3 separate regions of the Homo sapiens genome follow, and regions 1 and 2 are each linked to region 3. Evidence: chromatin contacts called from ENCODE Hi-C or POLR2A ChIA-PET data. All regions are on one chromosome and are shown on one strand. The core of a region is the stretch at or near the end of the contact, and the rest is flanking DNA. Distances in the headings are between cores, read along the strand shown. Region 1 holds the start of NOP58 (NOP58 ribonucleoprotein). Region 2 holds the start of BMPR2 (bone morphogenetic protein receptor type 2). Region 3 holds the start of NDUFS1 (NADH:ubiquinone oxidoreductase core subunit S1).

Region 1 (4,698 bases), core at 1,543-4,042, 3.9 Mb after region 3:
CAATATAATTTTTTTTTTTGAGACGGAGTTGTGCTCTTATTGCCCAGGCTGGAGTGCAATGGCACGATCTCAGCTCACCACAACCTCCGCCTCCCGGGTTCAAGCAATGCTCCCGCCTCAGCCTCCCAAGTAGCTGAGATTACAGGCGCACACCACCACGCCCAGCTAATTTTTCTATTTTTTTAGTAGAGACGGGGTTTCACCATGTTGGTTAGGCTGGTCTCAAACTCCTGACCTTGTGATCCGCCGGCCTCGGCCTCCCAAAGTGCTGGGATTACAGGCATGAGCCACCATGCCTGGCAACCAACATAATTTTATACCCTAGCATTTTGAAAGATTATGGGAAAGGAAACTAATAACTTTGAACCGTATGTCTACTTTTTTAGGAGATAAAATTCACCATATATCATATTAATTTTACATGTATCTTAATATTTGCCCTTTTAAAGTGTACAATTCACTTTTTAGTAGTGCATTTTCACAAAAATGTGCAGCCATCACTAGTTCCAGAACGTTTGTATGTCTTTTATACTCAGAAACGATCAATGTTAATTCCAATAATTACAAACTAATCAATGTCAACATATTCGAGCTTAACTAGTTATTTCTTTAGTACTAGGTTACATAAACCACAATTTAATCATTTTGAACAGTAACTTGCAGATAAATAGCACTGCAAACTCCAACGGAATACTCAAAGACATTTTCATGGAGGAGGACACTTTTCATTAATAGAAATCAGTAATTCATCGAGACACGGTTGAGTATTTTAGGACCCAGGTCTAGAAATCCGACCATTGATAAGCCAATTCCTTCCTACCATGGGAGACAACCAGTGCACTGTGCAGAGTTGCTCCTCTTCACATCCGGTACAGGACAGTATACTACGGCAATTAACGGTGAAATTCATCGATAGACACTTACAGACCACATTGGCTAAGAGAATTTGAAGCTATGCAGAACTCTACATGGTAATTTAGATAAGATTCCAAAAAGCTGGAGAAAAGTAAAATTGACATGTTTCGTAGCTCTAAAGGGGACTAAGGAGCTTACTTACAAGTTCCTTAAAACACTAATACGGCAATTGCAGATAACTCCAACTAAGGTAAAAACAAGCAAAACTGCCTTTTCGGTTTTAATGATTTTATTGGTTTTCTTAAAAATAACATTTGACGTATCAAATGCAAACTGCGTATTTTCAAATGTCAGAAGTGAAACATGGAGAACTCTGCACCCATCCAGACTTTCTTGCATCCACACCACAAATGGTTTTTTGGTTCATAGCTAAAATTGTATTACATTTATTTTTACCTAGCGTTTTTGCTTTCTACCAACATATATATATGTAGAATATACATAAAAACTTTATTTTTCATTGCTATATTCACAGACCTCAGAAGAGTTGCACCGCACAAGAAAAGGCACTCAATCTCACTCATTCTTCCTAACATCTCAACAGCATCTTGCGATACGAATGTCTTACCATTCAACCATTTCAGTGCTGACGAACTTGTCAAACTTTCCCCACGAAAACAACCAAACCTCAAACTGACATCACCAGCCCAGATGTTTTCCCCTAAGCTTCAAATCTGAAATACTGAACTGCCCGATCTACACAACTGCATTATCAGGTCTAATAGACAACGCAAGCTTCGCACAGCCCAAACCGGAAATCTTTAGTCCTTCCCCAAGAAACTTTCTTAACATCTTATTTAAACCAAAACCCCACATTCAATCTATTAGCCAGTCCTTCCTGTTCTACCTTCACAATTTCTATCGATATTTGTTTCTCTCCATACCAGGCAATTTCATCTTGTCCAAATGAATGCAAAAGTATTCTTGCTGCCGTTCTTATCTCCTCGAGTCTAATCTCCACACAGCAGAGTAACCGTATTAAGACAAATTAGCAGGTCATTCCTCTGCTTAAATCCTTTCGATTGGCCGAGCACGGTGGCTCACGCCTGTAATCCCAGCACTTTGGGAGGCCGAGGCAGGTGGATCGCTTGAGGTCAGGAGTTCAAGACCAGCCTGGCCAACATGGTGAAACCCCGTCTCTACTAAAAGCAAACAAACAAACAAAAACAACTAGCCAGGCGTGGTGGTGGATGGAGGCCTGTAATCCCAGCTACTCGGGAGGCCAAGGCAGGAGAATCGCTTGAACCCGGGAGACGGAGGTTGCAGTGAGCCAAGATTGCGCCACTGCACTCCAGCATGGGCAACAAGAGCGAAACTCCATCTCAAAAAAAAAAAAAATCTTTCGATCATTCCTCAAAACATCTAGAATAAAGTCCGAATTCCCTATAATCTGTTAAATTCTAACACGCCTCCTGCCCACCCCTTCAACGGGAGGAAATAAAATCCTCTAATGCAGAACGGGTCTCCCCAAACGGCGGGGCCACGTGTTACACGTAACATGGCTCTCAGGTGTAAAGGCCTTCTCCCTCCTCCCAGAGCCCGGGCTATAACAGGCACCCACGCTACTCTGAGTAGTTCCGTGCTTAAGTCTTTCCCTCTCCTCGTCTGTCCAGCATCCGCCTTCCCCCTTTAACGGCTCGCTCTCCCACCTACCTTAAAGATGGCGTAACCCACAGACGTTTCAAACAGCACCAACATGGTGAGGCCGGGTCAGGGCGCCGCACGGCCTGCCAGAAGCTGTAGAGTCAGTTCAAAAACACCGACTACGCGGCCTCAAAAGGCCTCCTAGGCCGCGGCGGGCAAAGCACAAATGCGCTCGCCGTCCCGCAAAGAATCAGAACACGCTGCCTAAACCCTCCACGCTGTACTGGAACTAGGACGCACGAACGCGCTACTCCTTCTCTGAGGATTCTGGGATAGCAACGTCACTTCCGACAGAAGACTGCCGCAGAGATTGCCGTCACTTCCAGAATGTTCCCGCCACAGCGGGCTGGGGCGGGCCGAGAAAGTTTGTATCGCGGGATCTAGGGCCTGAACGGAGCCTTTGCGCCTTTTTTTCTTTTTTCTTTTTTTCTTTTTTGGAGACGGAGTCTCGCTCTGTAACCCAGGCTGGAGTGCAGTGGTGTGATCTCGGCTTACTGCAACCTCCGCCTCCCGGGTTCAAGAAATTCTCCTAGCCGGGCGCAGTGGCTCACGCCTGTAATCCCAGCACTTTGGGAGGCCGAGGCGGGCGGATCACAAGGTCAGGAGATCGATCGAGACCATCCTGGCTAACACGGTGAAACTCCGTCTCTACTAAAAATACAAAAAATTAGCCGGGTGTGGTTGCAGGCGCCTGTAGTCCCAGCTACTCGGGAGGCTGAGGCAGGAGAATGGCCTGAACCCAGGGGGCGGAGCTTGCAGTGAACCAAGATCCTGCCACTGCACTCCAGCCTGGGCGACAGAGCGAGACTCCGTCTCAAAAAAAAAAAAAAAAAAAGAAATTCTCCTGCCTCAGCCTCCCCAGTAGCTGGGACTAGAGGCACACACCACCACGCCCAGCTAATTTTTGTATTTTTAGTAGAGATGGGGTTTCAGCATGTTGGCCAGGATAGTCTCGATCTCTTGACCTCGTGATACGCCCGCCTCGGCCTCCCAAAGTGCTGGGATTACAGGCGTGACCCACTAGGCCCGGCCTTTTTTTTTTTTTTTTTTTTTTTTTTTTTTTTTTTTGAGACAGTCTGGCTGTTGCCCAAGCTGGAGTGCAGTGGCACTATCACGGCTCACTGCAACCTCCAACTCCCAGGCTCAAGCGATCCTCCCACTTCACCCTCCGGAGCAGCTGGGACTACAGGCCTGTGCCACCACACCCAGCTAATTTTTTGTAGAGACAGGGTTTCACGATGTTGCCCAGGCTGGTCTCGGACTCTTGACCTCAAGGGATCCTCCCACCTCGGCCTCCCAAAGTGCTGGGATTACAGGCGTGAGCCACCGCGCCCCGCCACCGCTAGAGATTTAAAGGGGAAAAACTTCACGATATTATTTTGTTAACCCTCTATGAATTATATGTTCACTTTGAGAGAAACGAGGAGCTGTTTCGGTGCCAGTCTGCCTCAGGCATCTAGAATTTGAAATGCCAGCTAGTGCCATTAGACTTTATCCCCTTTCAAGCCCTGCCTTGAGGCGAAGGCCTCAGAATGACACCATTACTGTCACTATATTTGTGAGCATTCCTGGCCGTTCCCTTCTGTCTGGCCAAATGAATTATTAGCACAGTTTTCTTTCAATAAGCCTCTCCTATTTTTGCTGCATTTGTTAAAATGACCCCAGGGTATGAATTTAGAATGTCTTTTTTTTTTTCTTTTTCTTCTTTGTTTTTTTTGAGACGGAGTTTCACTCTTGTTGCCTAGGCTGGAGTGCAGTGGTATGATCTCTGCTTACTGCAACCTCTGCCTCCCGGGTTCAAGCAATTCTCCTGCCTCAGCCTCCCGAGTAGCTGGGATTACAGGCATGTACCACCACGCCTGGCTAATTTTGTATTTTTAGTAGAGATGGGGTTCCTCCATGATGGTCAGGCTTGTCTCGAACTCCTGACCTCAGGTGATCCACCCACCTCGGCTTCCCAAAGTGCTGGGATTACAGGCATGAGCCACTGTGCGGGGCTGAATTTAGACTGTCTTCTTGATTTAGTGTTACTTGCTTTTCTGGAAGCCTTTCAGTCTCAGGGACTGGGATTAAATACCCCAGTTGTTTCACAAGTCTGTCTTCCAACAGGGGTAAAATTTCCTTACTCACTTCCCAGGC
Region 2 (4,795 bases), core at 1-2,500, 3.8 Mb after region 3:
GGGACGTGCCGGCCGGAGCTACTCACCAGCCGCAGTGCTGACCAGCAGGATGGTCCATGGTAGCCAGGGCACCCGCCAGGGCCGCTGCAGCGAGGAAGTCATCCCTGGGCCAGCCAAGAATCAGGAGGGCAAAGAAAAGAAATATGGGAAGTAGACCGGCGGAGAAACAGCCGGGAGGCTCGTCTTCTCTCCCGTGGACTGATCCTGCCCGTATCACAATACAGTTTGAAAGGACAAATGGCTGATGAGAGGACCTAGCTGCAGAGCTTTCATGCCGCTGCAGAAATTCCCTTCATTTCTCTCCCTCGCGGCTGGGGGGGTTCCTTCGCCTCGGACGGGGTGCCGCGGCCCTCCAAACGGAAGGCATGTCTGTGGGGAAAGCAGGGAGCCAAGAAGAAATCCCCCAAATTATTTCCCTCGTAGTTTCACGATATCAAAAAAATATCCAGGTCTGGGAGAAAACATATCCAGGGTGCGGAGGGCGGGGATTCGATCCGGGGTCGGGGGGCGAGGGTCAGAACTAGTTCCCGACTGCCGGGAAGGACGAAGCCGGACGGGCGGCGGCGGCGCCCGGCAGCCCTAGTCGCATCGCCCGCGGCTCCGGGAAGGCAGGATTCCTTAAGTTTCGCTTCGGTGCTTCCTTCACTCTGATTTCGAAAACAACAAATCCTCTTCCTTGACTGGATCAAAAAAGGTGCCTGCCTCCATGGACAAGCTCACAGTCCCCACGCCTTCGCAGAACAACCGTGAGAGGGTTGGGGAGGCCCTGGCGAAGGCTGAGGAGAGGTAGGAGCGGGGGAGGGGAGGGGTCGCGGTCGCGGCCCCGGTCCGGGCTCCCCGAGACGGCAGGCGGAGTGGGTGTGAGAGGCTGCCCCTTCTAGTCCTCCCGGCGGCGCTCCCTTCCCTTCCTCGCTTTTTATTCCTGCGGCTCGATCTTGCCTGAGGTAAATTCCACCAAGAAAGCCTCCTCTTCTCCCGTCAATGGCTCCTGTGAGCGAATCACAACCCCCCGAGGAAGCCGCTGCTGCTGCCGCCGCCGCCGCCGCCGCCGCCGCCGCCGCCGCCTCGTTCTCCCGCAGCTCTGGGCTCCTGACGGAACTCGGGCGTCGCGGACCGAGGGCGGGGGGCGGCGGGAGGGCGGATGAAGGTAGCCGGGGAAGGGGGTGGGCAGGGAGGCGGCGAGACACCCTGCGTCCCTCCGGGAGGCACTTCCAGTGGCTCCGAGCAGACCAGACACAAAGGGGGGAGTCGCCGCAGCTGCCAGTCTGCGGCGCTCCCGGTCACCGGAGTCGCCCCGCCTCCGCCGCCGCCTCCGCCTCCTCCTCAGTCTCCGGCTCTTCCCGGCCCTGTCTGTCTCTAGCCTGTGGTGCAGAGCGGGCGGCGGCGGCGGCGGCGCCGGCGGCGGGATGAAGCCCGCACTGCGCCTGCGCGCTCACGGCCCCGCCCGGCCCCGCCCCTCGTTCGGGGCTGGCTGAGGGCTCCGAGGCCCCACCGCAGCGCGTCTCTCCGGTGAATGGCCGAGGGCTGGGTGGGGCTGCGGTGGGCAGCGGTGGCCTTTCTCCTTCACACACATACACATGCCTTCCAAATGTGCATGGCTTGGGATTCGCGTATTTGTTTAAGAGACGACGGCCACATCCTTTTGTTCGGCGTTCAGCAGACTCCTCCGAGTTCCGGGATTTCTCCCGACTGAGGCGTCTCCGTCTCAGTACTCTCGGAGGAAAGCCTCGAGGGGCAGAACTGCCCTCTGTTGTTTCACGGGGCTGGAACCTCCCTCTCCGCAGCCCAAAGAATCCGGATGGACCCGCCTTTCCCAGAACCGGAGACCTTGGCCTCCTCAGGCTCCCCTCTGACTCAAACAAAAGCCGGAATTGGAAAGACCACCCCTTTGATGTGTTCGCTGTAATCGACGTCCTGCTTTCCTCAACCGCCCATTCCCTTAGCCTTCTTAGTTGACAGGAATATTGAGTATTTGCAAGGATGCGAAGCCAGAAAAAAAAAAAAGACTTTTAATTCTATAAATCGTCCCGCTGCGTGCGCGCGTCTGTCCGTACAGCGCGGTGCCCACCCCGAGAGAGGGCCTGGATTCACCAAGGCTGGGGGCCTTGAGGGCTTTTTAGGGCACGTGAAAGGAAAATGGAGTTAGAGTTGTGTCGGGATAGAGAGTGGGATCATTTTGCACTCAAGGAATTGAGAAGATCCCGTTGGTACCGCAGTTTCCAAGGATTTGTGTAGTGCGTTTTTTGGATCTGGTTTGTACAAGCGACCAGTATAGGAGACGGGATCCCTCCCGCCCTTACACCCCGCTGCGGGGTCAGCCGACGTGGGTGGGATTTTGCTGGCGGCGAGGGGAGAAGGTGACGTGCGTGGCGCCATGATCGGAAGTCTGGACTGAATTCTTAGCTGCGAGGTGGAAAATGCGCGTGGGAGGGCGATCTTGAGGGGTGAAGTCTGGCCTTCCCATCTCCTACCAGGCAGGAGGGTTATGCTGAAGGCTGGTTTTGCTGGTCTTTCATTGTGGCTAAGGGCAGTTCCACAGATACAGTCATAGATAGACTCCTTAAGTCATGCTCTGCTTGCTTCTTCTAGTCCGCTGTTACCTCTTTATCTGAATTTGATGTAAATAAATCTCCACATTCCTTAAACTGGTTCTGTTATACTAAACATCTTCCATAATTAGGGGTTGTAGCAATACCAACCCCGGATTCTAAGACTCTTTTTAGTTGAAATATGTTTATGCTGTTTACCCTTTAGACAGAGAAAAAAAAATTCTACCTAGTAAAATCCCTTAAAAAGACGAAGAGCATATGCTTTGATTCATTAGCTTTATTTATTTAGGTTTTATTTATTTATTTATTTATTTATTGAGGCGGAGTCTTGCTCTGTCGACCAGGCTGCGGTGCAGTGGCGCGATCTCGACTCACTGCAACCTCCACCTCCCAGGTTCAAGCAATTCTCCGGCCTGAACCTCCCGAGTAGCTGAGATTACAGGCGGCGCCATCACGCCCGGCTAATTTTTGTATTTTTAGTGGAGACAGGGTTTCACCATGTTTGCCAGGCTGGTCTCGAACTCCTGACCTCACGTGATCCGCCCGTCTCGACCTCCCAAAGTGCTGGGATTACAGACGTGAGCCACCGCCCCCGACCGATTCTTTATAGCTTTATTACTGTATTTTGTTTTGCCCAAAAGGTCTAAATTAGAAACGGTATTGTTTTACCATTTGTCTTTCAAGAACTGAGAGTTTCTAGCACTCAGAGAAATTGGATTTTAGTATGTTAGAGGTGCAGAAAGTTTAAAGTTTATTAATTCGTAGTACACTTTTATCTTCCTCAAATTGAGATCAAGTACTTCATCATTCAATTTTTATTTGCTTAAGATTTTTTCCAAGAAACATTAAGTGTCCTTTTTGTAGTTCCCCCTTATCCACCGTTTCAGTTACCTGCAGTCAACCACGGTCTGAAAATATTACATGGAAAGTTCCAGAAATAATAAGTGGTGTTTTTTTTTGTTGTTGTTGTTTTTGTTTTTTTTGAGACGTAGTTTCTCTTTTGTTGCCCAAGCTGGAGCACAATGGCACGATCTCAGCTCACAGCAACCTCCGCCTCCCAGACTCAAGCGATTCTCCTGCCTCAGCCCCCTGAGTAGCTGGGATTACAGGCATGCGCCACCACACCCGGCTAGTTTTGTATTTTTAGTAGAGATGGAGTTTCACCATGTTGGTCAGCCTGGTCTCGAACTCCTGACCTCAGGTGATCCGCCCTTCTGGCCTCCCAAAATGATAGGATTAGAGGCGTGAGCCACTGCGCCTGGCCTCATAAATTTTAAATTGAGTACTGTTACTAACTAGCTGTGAGGAAATCGCTGCCATCCCACACTGTCCTTCTGGGATGTGAATCATGGTTTGTACAGTGTATCCGCTATAACCTCCTTAATCACTTAGTAGCAGTCTCTTATCAGACTGACTGTGGCAGTATGCAATATCCAAGTGCTTGTGTTCAACTAACCCTCGTTTTACTTAATAATGGCCCCAAAGCACAAGAGTAGTGATGCTGGCAATTCAGCCATACAGAAGCTGTAAAGTGCTTCCTGTAAGTTAAAACGTCAGAGTTCTTGCCTGTAATCTCAGCACTTTGGGAGGCCGAGGCAGGCAGATCACAAGGTCAGGATGATCGAGACCATCCTGGCTAACACGGTGAAACCCTGTCTCTACTGAAAATACAAAAAAATTAGCCAGGCGTGGTGGCAGGCGCCTGTAGTCCCAGCCACTCGGGAGGCTGAGGCAGTGAATGAATGGCATGAACCCGGGAGGTGGGGCTTGCAGTGAGCCGAGATCATGCCACTGGACTCCAGCCTGGGCGACAGAGCAAGACTCTGTCTCAAAAAAAAAAAAAAAAAAAAAAAAAAAAAAAAAAAAAAAGTCAGAGTTCTTGACTTAATAAGGAGGGAAAAAAATTATAGGCTGAGGTTGCTAAGATTGCTGGTAACAATGAATCTTTGGCAGGGTGCAGTGGCTCACGTCTGTAATCCCAGCACTTTGGGGGACCAAGGCAGGAGGATCACTTGAGGTCAAGAGTTCAAGACCTGCCTGGCCAACATGGTGAAACCCCGTCTATACCAAAAATACAAAAATTAGCTGGGAGTGGTGGCACGTGCCTGTAATCCCAGCAGCTACTCCGGAGGCTGAAGCAAGAGAATCACTTGAACGCAGGAGGTGGAGGTTGCCCATTGCACTCTAGCCCGGGCGATAGAGACTCTGGCAAAAAAAAAAAAAAAAATCTATCTGTGAAACTGAAT
Region 3 (4,869 bases), core at 552-3,051:
TTTTGCAATCATAATTTACCCTTTCACATGCGCCCAGGTAAACACTGTCATATGTTCAACTCCTCACCCGACAAGCATTAGTACCATGTGAGACATTATTTTCAATACTCACTATGATTTACTCTTTCAGTATGAACATTTCTGTTTGAGATTTCATTAAGTATGCTCAGTTCCATTCTTAGTGAACTGGAGTCCACTTCCCCAAACTTCCACCCTTGTTGGCAGTTTCAGAAGAATGGCCAAGGACTGAATGAATGAGCCACCCTCTCACCCCAGAGGTGGGCCCCCCAGGTCAAGGTCGAGGCACATTGGCAGGGCAGTGTGGGGAAAAGTTGAATTGCTGCTGTCCATGTTCTACCTGTTCTGTGAAAAAATGGAGGGCTTCAGTCTCTTGGCCTTCTAAGGTTACAGAAAAATTTAGCTTACAATATCCCAACAAAACTAAAGTAGCCTGGGTCCAGTTTTGTCATGTGAACATCCTGATAAACTTCGAGAGCAGTCTTATTCTTCAGCTCTATACAAAGATGATTTTACCTGGCCTTTTCCTTTTCGTAAGACTTGATGTGATTATACCAACGTAGGGCATGACACAAGTCGGCAGGCGGTGGGCTGGACACGGCTTCAAATACTGCCACATCTGCTTGTGATGGCACATACCTGCCAAGGACACAGAAACATTCACACACACCTTTGAAAAACAAACGCCAGCGAATAAATAATAAATACCGTATGCATCACATTAATTAGTGGGCACTAACCCCAGCAGGGTTGCTTTAATGCTTTTCTTTTCTTATTAGCTCCTTCAAATCAAACCATATGTTTGGGTCACCGCGCTATCCTGAGAAATGTCTGCCACTAAGTAGACCTCAAATACTGCAATGTCTGGCGTTGCTCTATCTACAGCTTAACATGTATTAACTGGGCAGCGATGCGGAAACACCTGGCTGAATTAAGTGTAAATAAAGCACATTTTAACCTTTCCTTGCTCGTGAACCGCTCCCCGGAGGCCGGGCTCGCCCCACACGAGGGCCTTGGGAGACGGCAACGGGGCGCTTTCCCCTCCCTCTCGAAAGGGCCCCGGGCCCGGCCTCCCTCCCTCCCGCGGCAGCCGACACGCTGCGCCACGTGGCCCCGGCCCCGGGCGGAGAAACCTCCCCGCCACCCCGACTCAGCCCGTCCGCTCACCCCTCGATGTAGCTCTTGTCCGCCAGGTAATCGTTGAGCACCTGGAGGCCGGCAGGGCTTTTCAGGTCTCCGAAACCCATGGTGTCGGCTGTATCCGAGAGCTGGGGAGCAGCAGAAAGAGAGCGCGCAAATTGTGGGCGCCCCACGCTGAAGAGAGGAAAAAGGACCCGAAGAGACCGGAAAATTCCTTATATAGAGACGGAGGCGTTTCCCTCCACCGCGCCGGACCGAAGGTTAAAGGTCAAAGTACTTTTGCATTCCCACTTCTCCACGTACGAATTGGGGGCCCTGAATTAAATGGCCCACAAATTGTCCATGGACCTTTCGTTGCGTTTGGAAGTAAATTAATAAAATAGGCATGTCTTAAGTTCGTACCTCCACGGCTCCCGAAGATGACGGGAACCAGCCCTAGAAGCGCCGGAGATGACCGAAGACGCCCGGCCTCGAGGCTGGGGCCACTTCCGGCGGAACTGCGGGTCCAAGTTGTCCTTCCCGCCTCCGGGCTGGGCCGACCTCAGCTCCGCCCTCTGGTCGGCTGACGGAAATTGCCGACAAACTTGTCGAATGCAAGGATTCTAGTCCCTCCGGGCTTTCCGTTCTCCAGGCCCGGCTGACAGAGTTAGCCGAGGCCGCCATATTGAATAAGCGACCCGGCCTCCTAGGGGGTCGTCGTGGTCCAGACAGTTTAGCAGAACAGCCTCCGCGGCTCCGGGGAGAAGGTGAGGTCTTGTATGGATGGGAAGGGTGAGGTGCGTCGGCCAGAGGCTTATTTATTGACGGGACTGTTTCCTTTGGCCCACGCGACGTAGTCTTCTGTTGTCCTTGACTGGGCGCCGCCTCCCGCCCCGCCGCCTCGGAAGCCCCTGAGAGCCGGCAGATGGGGGGCTTTTAGCCACGGTCTCTGGTCTGATGAAGCAGAAAAGAAGATGAGGATCAGGGGGTCCTCGGGAACGCTGTCACGAATGTAGGCTTGCAGGTGACCTTCCCTCTGCAGGGAAAATTCAGGACATTTCCCTCTCAGAGGAGGAGGCCGTTTTATTCCCCGGGAGAGGACCAGTGTCCGATGACTTAGGCCTTAAGACTAAGCCTTTCCCCCCAGATTTTTACACGCCTGATACAGTGCATGATTGTTTGGTCGCTGTTGTGTTAGCAATGGCTCACGCTTCTGTTTGTTGTCCTTGTTTGTTTGGTCCATTGACCACGTTGGACAGCATTTTTTTATTCCTTTAACTAACGGGAAATTGAGAAAAACGACTTTTGAAAAGTTAGCCCAGGATTGCATTGCAAATAACAAAACGTTGTTTACAGGTTATTGGGATCCAGTGCTTGAACTGTAAGGTCTTGGATCAGACACAACTCTGTTCACACACGAATTGACGGTATAGAAGTGTAACGTTAACTGTTTTTGATGAATAAACAAGTTATTTTTGTTTTGCGGAATATTCTTGTTTTCACCGACTTAAGGCTGCCAGAGCACCTGCACTTTTTAAATCCGGGAAAGTGGTCTCTACAAATTAACGACCAGAAATTAGAGATTCAGTTCACTTAACCGTTATTGAACATTTACTACGAGCCAGAAATGAGTCCGTAAAGAAGAATAAAATGGATGATATGCTGGGGGAATCGTAAATGTTAGATAGCCTGGTCAATGAAACTGAGAAAAGGCTTTTAAGCCAAGATTTGAAGGATAAGGAGGGGCCAGGGAAGAGCATTTCAGTCTGAGGTCACAGCCGGTGGCAAGAGGGGAGAGGCTGTGTGGGAATAGTGTGGAAGCTTGGTGACCTGTTAAGCTATTGAAGGCCGGAGGCGGTGGCTCACTCCTGTAATCCCACCACTTTGGGAGGCCGAGGCGGGCGGATCACGAGGCCAGGAGATCGAGACCATCCTGGCTAACACGGTGAAACCCTGTCTCTACTAAAAATACAAAAAATTAGCTGGGCGTGGTGGCGGGCGCCTGTAGTCCAGCTACTTGGGAGGCTGAGGCAGGAGGCTGGCGTGAACCCGGGTGGCGGGGCTTGCAGTGAGCCGAGATCGCTCCGCTGCACTCCAGCCTGGGCGACAGAGCGAGACTCTGTCTCAAAAAAAAAAAAAAAAAAGCTATTGAAATACTCCAGGCAAGGAGTGATGGTGGATTGGGATAGGGTGGTACCTTGGAAGGCAAGAAGTAAATGGATGGATCCATGTTGGAGAACGTGGAATAGCATAGTCCCTATATGGAAAAGTATCCAGTCTAGTTTAAGAAATGATTAGTCATTAACATTTTCCATCCAAAGAGATAATTATTTCTATTGCTACTTGGCATATCAATGTTCAAAGCACATATCGAAGTGTTGCAAATCTGTATTTCTTATGTTGGGCTATGCTTTGTTGCTGGATGTCAACAGTCTAGTTCTAGTTGATTTCCTATCCAAAGTGAGTACTATTTTTATATTGCATTGGAGATAAAAAAGTATTAAAGTTTTAAAATTGTATGAAATACTGATTGTTGATTTCAAATCTGTCAGTGCTCTAATGGAGTAAGTTTAGGTTTATATTTATGCCATCAGTAGTTTTTAATAGGACAGATGCTACTCTAGTTCTAGAACTTGGTGATAAGACTGTTTGGTGGTTATTTTCATAAGGGTCCTGTGCTAGGTCTTCAAAAAAGGGAAATGTCCAAATTCCTTGTCCTCAAGGAGCTTACAGTCTGGTAGGTACTAAAATTGATTACTAACCTACAGTTTAGTAAGTAAAACAAAAATATCTACACAGTGTGTACTGGTACTAAAGAAAAAGAGCTCAAAGAAAGAGTGCTTTAAAATTGGTTGTCTGCCAGGCGCGGTGACTCACGTCTGTAATCCCAACACGTTGGGAGGTCGACGCGGGTGGATCACTGAGGTCAGGAGTTTGAGACCAGCCTGGCCAACATGGCGAAACCCCTTCTCTACTGAAAATACAAAAATTAGCCGGGCGTGATGACAGGTGCCTGTAATCCCAGCTACTTGGGAGGCAAGAGAATTGCTTGAACTTGGGAGGCGGAGGTTGCAGTGAGTCAAGATCACACCATTGCACTACAACCTGGGTGACAGAGTGAGACTCTGTCTCAAAACACACACACATACTGATTGTCAGTGGCCAGTATTGCCTAAGTTGAATTCAGCTTTAACTGGCATTTGTTGAGCCCCTACTAATAGCTCATTGTCTAGGAAGTATTGTTTTCCTCCTGCTCTATAAGTAAAGAACCAGAAACTCATTTACCCAACATTACTCACTAGCAGGAAACAGATTGGATATTTGCAATTTCAGTATCACATATTCTTAATTAATGAAATTTATGAATGAAATTTCCTGTTGTACATCATCTATGATAAGTATGCAGAATTTTGTGCTTAAAACCTATGTATATGTACTATTATTCAATAATACTATTGCAACTATTGAAACTTTAATGTTGAAATTTTTTAATACGTTCTAATCACATAATTTGCCTTTTTTCTTTTTTTTTTGAGACAGGGTCTTATTCTGTCACCCAGGCTGGAGTGCAGTGGCATGATTGTAGCTCACTGTAACCTTGAACACCTGGGCTCAAGCCATGCTCCCAGGTCAGCCTCCTGTGAAGCTGGGACCACAGGCGCATGCCACCACACCCAGCTAATTTTTTTTTTTTTTTGGTAGAGATGGGATCATGCTGTGTTGCCCAGGCTG

The links. Hi-C counts contacts between places; a loop is a spot of excess contacts on that map. ChIA-PET counts read pairs that join two places held with the same protein, here RNA polymerase II (POLR2A). Pooled maps may share reads with other maps.
Region 1: a loop to region 3 is called in a pooled map, with 36 times the contacts of the local background. The contact joins the promoter of NOP58 here to the promoter of NDUFS1 in region 3. A Hi-C loop is called at or near these places in 7 of 50 pooled maps.
Region 2: a map of CD4-positive, alpha-beta memory T cell shows a loop between it and region 3 (11-fold over the local background). The contact joins the promoter of BMPR2 here to the promoter of NDUFS1 in region 3. A Hi-C loop is called at or near these places in 1 of 168 maps with a recorded cell type or tissue (CD4-positive, alpha-beta memory T cell), 1 of 37 single-sample maps with no recorded cell type and 11 of 50 pooled maps. POLR2A ChIA-PET finds 5 or more read pairs at or near these places in 1 of 52 experiments (activated B cell).

The regions. Positions count from the first base shown.
Region 1 is chr2:202,263,857-202,268,554 of GRCh38, reverse strand. It overlaps NOP58 (NOP58 ribonucleoprotein), which reads right to left and starts at 2,792. Exons shown (of 15, transcript NM_015934.5): 1 at 2,569-2,792. The coding sequence starts at 2,613.
Region 2 is chr2:202,372,782-202,377,576 of GRCh38, reverse strand. It overlaps BMPR2 (bone morphogenetic protein receptor type 2), which reads right to left and starts at 1,250. Exons shown (of 13, transcript NM_001204.7): 1 at 27-1,250. The coding sequence starts at 102. RefSeq lists enhancers at 1-688, 1,843-2,132, 2,243-2,402 and silencers at 743-802, 873-932, 1,063-1,552, 1,703-1,752.
Region 3 is chr2:206,156,376-206,161,244 of GRCh38, reverse strand. It overlaps NDUFS1 (NADH:ubiquinone oxidoreductase core subunit S1), which reads left to right and starts at 1,801. Exons shown (of 19, transcript NM_005006.7): 1 at 1,801-1,904. EEF1B2 (eukaryotic translation elongation factor 1 beta 2) reads right to left here and starts at 1,350. Exons shown (of 6, transcript NM_001959.4): 1 at 1,186-1,350; 2 at 535-657. The coding sequence starts at 1,265. RefSeq lists a silencer at 1,014-1,083 and enhancers at 1,344-1,603, 1,714-2,123.